Linked DNA regions of Homo sapiens: region 2 is linked to region 1. A link is a loop called in an ENCODE intact Hi-C map of the cell type or tissue named here. Cell type or tissue: PC-9. All regions are shown on one strand. Each heading gives the region's core, and the rest is flanking DNA. Links, peaks and the distances in the headings are about the cores only.

Region 1 (2,906 bases), core at 136-2,635:
GTTCAAACTTTTAGAATATTCCGTTCTTTTGGGGGAAAATCCCCCTGACCTTTCATTTTTGTCGAGGTTGGTGTCTCCTGCTGGATTACCCATTATTGAGAATGTTTTTGATCAACCACTTCCAGATACTCTGGCATTCACTGGTGTGAGCCCGTCTTGGGTGAGCTAAGGTGGATACCTGTGTATATCATTGCCTCTGGAAAAGAGATAGGTGGGTTCCAAGCCAGAAAGAAGAGTGCTAAATAGAAGATATAAGTAGAGCTGGGCGTGGGGTCGTGAACAGTGGCTCAGGCCTGTAATCTCAGCACTTTGGGAGGCTGAGGCGGGCAGATCACCTGAGGTCAGGAGTTGGAGACTGGCCTGGCCAACATGCCAAAACCTCGTCTCTACTTTAAAAAAAAAAAAAAGGGCCGGGCACAGTGGCTCACGCCTGTAATCCCAGCACTTTGGGAGGCCAAGGCGGGCGGATCCCGAGGTCAGGAGGTCGAGACCATCCTGGCTAACATGCTGAAACCTCGTCTCTACTAAAAATACAAAAAAAAAAAAAAAATTAGCCAGGCGTGGTGGCGGGCGCCTGTAGTGCCAGCTACTCGGGAGGCTGAGGCAGGAGAATGGCGTGAACCCGGGAGACGGAGCTTGCAGTGAGCGCGGCACTGCACTCCATTCAGCCTGGTCGACAGAGCGGGACTCCGTTTCAAAAAAAAAAAAAAAAAAGTAGCCGGGTGTGGTGGCGGACGCCTGTAATCCCAGCTACTTGGGAGGTTGAGGCAGGAGAATCGCTTGCACCTGGGAGGCGTAGGCTTCGGAAAGAGGAGGCTTCAGTGAGCCGAGACCGCATCACTGCACTCCAGCCTGGGCGACAAAGCGAGACTCCATCTAAAAAAAAAAAAAAAAGATGTAAGTAGATATTTGCTGTGATGATAGTTTTGCATTCTATTTTAAAATCTTCTGTCAGTCTTTGTTCAGTGATAGACTTAAGACATTTAAGAGCTGAGAGGGAGCGGAACACGAATCCCCTCAACCCATTTTTTTTTAGGAATATATGAGAGGAATAAAATTCGCTACTGTCTGCTCAAAGTTTGAGTTGGACCCTTGCTGGGGAATGTGAAAAACAAAGCTGTTGGTGACGCTTTGAAAATCAGCAAGGTGTACTATTAAAGGTTAAATAAATGCTATTTTAAATTCTCATTCATTATGATTTATTGCTCAAGTCTCCCTATGAGAAAGAGGGCTACAGTATGCCAACATCACCCCTTTCTGTCTTTGTCATGGGAATGGAATGTCTTTTGAACTGCTAAAGTAGATAATTCCATGCCTGGAAGAAAAACGAAGGCAGGGGGAGGGGAGAGTAGAAGGAAAAAAGATCCTCTCATTTCCTAATAACTGCAAAGGCCAGGAATGTGCCACAGCGGCATTCAGGAAAATTCGGCGATGCGTGCCACCGTTGGGTGCGCGCCCCGTCCCTCTAGTGCCAGGTGGGGGACTGGGAAGCCGCCTCTGCCATCTGCCAAGGACCCACGCGGCCTGAGTGATTTACCCATTCCCGGCAATGGCGAGATTTCTTTCTAAAAAAAAAAGAAAAAAGAAAGAAAAAAAAAATCTTTGTTGTTTCACCGTTGGCCTCTTGGCCTCGAAGGGCAGCGCGCGCCCCGCCTGCAGTCCCCCGGGCCGCGCGGCTGGAAAGGCCTCTCTGAAGGGGGCGTTCCGCTCTGCCCACTGCGACTCCGGCCATTGTCCTCATTCGCCCCGCACGGGGACTGAGGAGGGGGCTTTTTAAGTAGTTCCCCGGGAACAAAGGGGACTCAGGCGCCGGGCTTCATTACGGGCTCGTTGGCCACACCAGCGGCCCCGCCTCTCGCCACAGCCTCGGCCACAACCAGCCCCAGCCAGTGGCTCAAGGCCGCCGCCGCCGCCAGCTTGCTGGCTCCTCCCGGCCCTCCCCCTCCTGCCCCCTCCGTCCCCTCCCCTCCAGCCCCGGGCCCCCGCTGCGCCCACGCCCCGCCGGACCGCTCCCGCCTGCCAGGTAAAAGCAGAGCGCCGGGATCCACCCGGCCCCGGGCCGCTCCAGACCTGCCCCACGCCCTGGCGTGTCCCTTTCCCGGTGGGGACCCTCTAGCGGCCTGAGTTTGAGAGAAGATCTAAGCTAAGCCGCCACAGCGAGGGACCACATTGAGAAGATCGGAGCCTGCCTGGCCGTTGTGAGCCTCCTCTCCTGCGGCTGAACAGACCTAACTGACTACAGCCAGGAGTGGGTCATTCGAGGGTCAGGAGAGGTTTTAGACGTAAAATACACACGTGGGTGACCTCAAACATACTCTCTGAGCCTCTTGTTGAACAAAATGGAGCTAGGCAGTTTGGGGTTCTTTGTTTGTTTGTTTTTACATGGAGTCTCACTCTGTCACCCAGGCTGGAGTGCAGTGGTGCAATCTCGGCTCACTGCAACCTCCGTCTCCCAGGTTCAAGTGATTCTCCTGCCTCAGCCTCCCAAGTAGCTGGGATTACAGGCACGCGCCTCCACGCCTGGCTAATTTTTGTATTTTTAGTAGAGAAAGGGGGTTTCGCCATGTTGGCCAGGCTGGTCTCGAACTGCTGACCTCAGGTGATCCGCCTGCCTCAGCCTCCCAAAGAGCTGGGATTACAGGAGTGAGCCACCACGTGGAGCTAGGCAGTTTTAAGAGTGATCAATAATGTATGAGACACGCTCCTTTCTAGTAGGTGCTGCTTAAATCATAATTAGTGTCATTGTCGCATGGAACCTACAGCATCCAACGTAAGAGGCTTTGAAAAGTGCTTCTGGGCCGGACAAGGTGGCTTCCCCCTGTAATCCCAGCAACTCTTGGGGCTGAAGTGGGAGGATTGCTTGAGGCCAGGAGTTCAAGCACAGTCTGGGAAACGTGGCAAGAGCT
Region 2 (2,906 bases), core at 128-2,627, 83 kb before region 1:
ACTAATTGCTCAAGACATCTCTCTCGAATACACATTTACACAGTCTATTTAATACAACCCCTGGAACAACTGCAGTGAAACAGAGCGTCAGGGAAACCTAACTTCCAGACACAGCTCTGATTCCTTCTTGATGGGTGACTCTGGGCAGGCCACCTAACTTCTCTGAGTCTCAATTCTCTTATCGGTAAAATGGGAATAATGATTCCTAACCCAGAGGTAGGGTCCTTGTGAGAGAATGCATGTAAAAGTGAGCTGTAAGCTGTAAATCACTGTGCACACATGAAGGCATGTATATTGCATTGGCACGTTGGTATCCTGTGTACAAACGTTATATATCACACACGGACACCATCAGGAAATTCCACTCCGGGGCAGAGTGATTTACAAAGCCTGCTCAGAAGTGGAGTCAATTAAGGTCAGCTTTCTATGTTGCTAAACAACAGGGGATTCTGGGTTCAGTAACGTTGAAAGGCAGGCCCAACACACCCCTTGAAACTGGGCTTTTGAGAGGGTTCAAAGGAAGGCGAAACAAAAGCCCCTCTTTGTGATGTTTTCACTCTTCCTGCATTGTCCTCTTTCACCCTCCAAGGGCCTTCATGTAAAGAAGGGCTGCTAATGTGGCGAGTGGGAGTTTGAAATTGTCCTGGGCCAACAATGTTGGCACATTCTGCCGGGCCTCATTACAGAATCATCTGAAATGCTCTAGAAGTGTTTCCCACTCATTAGCATAAATAGCAGAAAAACTCTTTCACAAACAAAGCAGGTTCCATCTGCCCCAGTATGTCCTCACCTTGACTTCAAATGGCCAGTCCCTCCCCCAGCACAATACAGGGGCGCCGGCCTCCGAGGCCCCAAACACCCCACTTCAGAACAGCATTCAGCGAAATATCAACACGGTAACCTGCATGTTTATTCATTGGCCAGCCCCCTCCTTTTAATGGAGTCCCTTCCCCATTGTGACCACTTGATTCTTTCACAGACCTAAAAGGGACAGGCAGGGAGAGGCTTCCTTTCGAAGCTGTTGGGATCCTTAGCAACCCACACCTTGTGAGTGGGTCAACTAGGCTAATTAGGTTTGTTCTGCCTTTTTGGCCCAGGCGTATTTTGTCAGGTATTCTGCTGTGAGATTAAAGAGTCATTAATCACCCAGGCCTGACGCTGACAAGGTGGCTTTTACAATGAAGTCCACTTCCCTGGTGCTGGCTGGAGCCTAGGCCGGATCTGTTTTGCATTACATTGCAGAAGAATGTAATGTGGGCTTCTTCCCAGGCGACCTCACAGGATGTCAACCTCGGGCCCCCGGGCCTTAAGAAGGCCGGTGCCAGGGACAGAGATAGCATCTACTTTGAAGGCAAACCGTGCTCACAGCAGCTGGGTGGAGTCTGTTGGGTTCTGGAAGGGCAACTCACAGAATAAGGTACAGCCTGACAGAGTCAGACCTCAGTCCCCAGCCGCCCAGCCCCGCATTTTCCCAAAGAAAGCCCAGAGGCTCAGAAAGGAAGGATACTTGCCCGAGGACACATAACAAATCACGGTGAGAGTCAAGATTAAAACAAGGCATCTCACCACTATCACACTACCACATCTGAATCCCAAACTAAGCTTTTTATAACCCTTTTCAACATAATCAATAACTGTTACAGTTGGCAATTCAGAGGTCCTGCACTCTTAAGCGGAGAAAGAAGGGAAGTCAATCCCATTTGTCAAGTGCTACAAAAGGCTAAACTCTGTGCCATTTTGCATATAATTGATTCCATTTAAATGTCATTTTCATAAGATGACTTGTGAAAGGGCTCAGCCACCCTTAGTTCTTACCCAGTGCAACAGTTTTCCTGATAAGTAGACCTTATCATCCCTATTTTTTTTTTTTTTAAGATGAGAGTCTCCCTGTCACGCAGGCTGGAGTGCAATGGCGCGATCACAGCTCACTGCAACCTCTGCCTCCAGGTTCAAGCGATTCTCCTGCCTCAGTCTCCTGAGTAGCTGGGATTACAGGTGCCCACCACCATGCCCGGCAAATTTTTGCATTTTTAGTAGAGACGGAGATTCACCATGTTGGCCAGGCTGGTCTCGAACTCCTGACCTTGTGATCCGTCCGCCTTGGCTTCCCAAAGTGCTAGAATTACAGCCGTGAGCCACCGTGCCCGGCTAGCATTCCTATTTTTATGAACAAAGAAGCCAAGACACAGCAAGGTTAAATAACTCATTCACGGCCGATATTCTTTCCTATGCCAGACTGCCATTTGAAAAGATGAGTTCTCTAAATCCAGGTGTTCTCATGAACTTTTATTATTGCTGATGTCAATCATAAATTAAAAGCTTAGGTCAATTATCTAAACATCAGATTATCAGAATGTGTTGTTTCCTTTTAATCTCAATGTGTGATCATGCCATCTATCTCTGCTGATGTTTCCTTGTTGTCCTTTCTGCTTTTATTCTTTCATTAATTTAGCAAACATCTGTTGAGCATGCTGGGGATACCCAGATTTTAAAAACAAGGCCATATGCCCCTTTCTTGTGACATTACTGGAAAATGAGCTCCTCACAAATAAGAAGGTAAACCAAGAAGGAGGAAGGCGAGGGCTTTGGAAGCCAGGAGCTCCAACACAGAAGGATGGTGAAGGCAATGCCTGGGAGGCTGCAGGGTTCTCCAGAGGAAGGCTACATGCCCAGTGCATAGGGAGGGCAGCTGGCCCACATGCTGCAGGGCGCAGCCCTGGGACAGGCTTCAGCAGAAAGACAAATTCGATAGGAGACCTGATCATCTACATCACCAAGGAGGAGATTTAGAACTTTGGCAGAGTTTGAACCTTTATTATTACTTAATACAATGAAAACAAAACAAATGGACTCACGCCTGTAATCTCAGCACTTTGGGAGGCTGAGGTGGGTGGATCACTTGAGGC

The links. Hi-C counts contacts between places; a loop is a spot of excess contacts. Peaks named below come from ENCODE experiments on the same cell type or tissue, not always from the same donor. Only the 100,000 strongest peaks of a DNase experiment are listed, where the experiment ranks them.
Region 2: it touches region 1 in a loop (6-fold over the local background); 8 of 110 quality-filtered maps call a loop at or near these places.

What each region holds. Positions count from the first base shown.
Region 1 is chr3:194,295,283-194,298,188 of GRCh38, forward strand. No RefSeq gene overlaps it. Among named protein-coding and RNA genes, the nearest start is that of LINC00887, 16 kb to the right of the region's middle. In PC-9, for the core only: a CTCF peak has its summit at 1,595; DNase peaks (open chromatin) are centred at 1,309 and 1,879; H3K4me3 peaks cover 1,373 bases; H3K27ac peaks cover 1,976 bases.
Region 2 is chr3:194,211,870-194,214,775 of GRCh38, forward strand. All of the region lies in intron 1 of LINC02036 (long intergenic non-protein coding RNA 2036), which reads right to left. Among named protein-coding and RNA genes, the nearest start is that of LINC02037, 34 kb to the right of the region's middle. RefSeq lists enhancers at 1-1,799, 1-760, 761-1,566, 2,373-2,906 and a silencer at 371-665. In PC-9, for the core only: no CTCF peak of the experiment used is centred there; a DNase peak (open chromatin) is centred at 1,232; H3K27ac peaks cover 1,821 bases.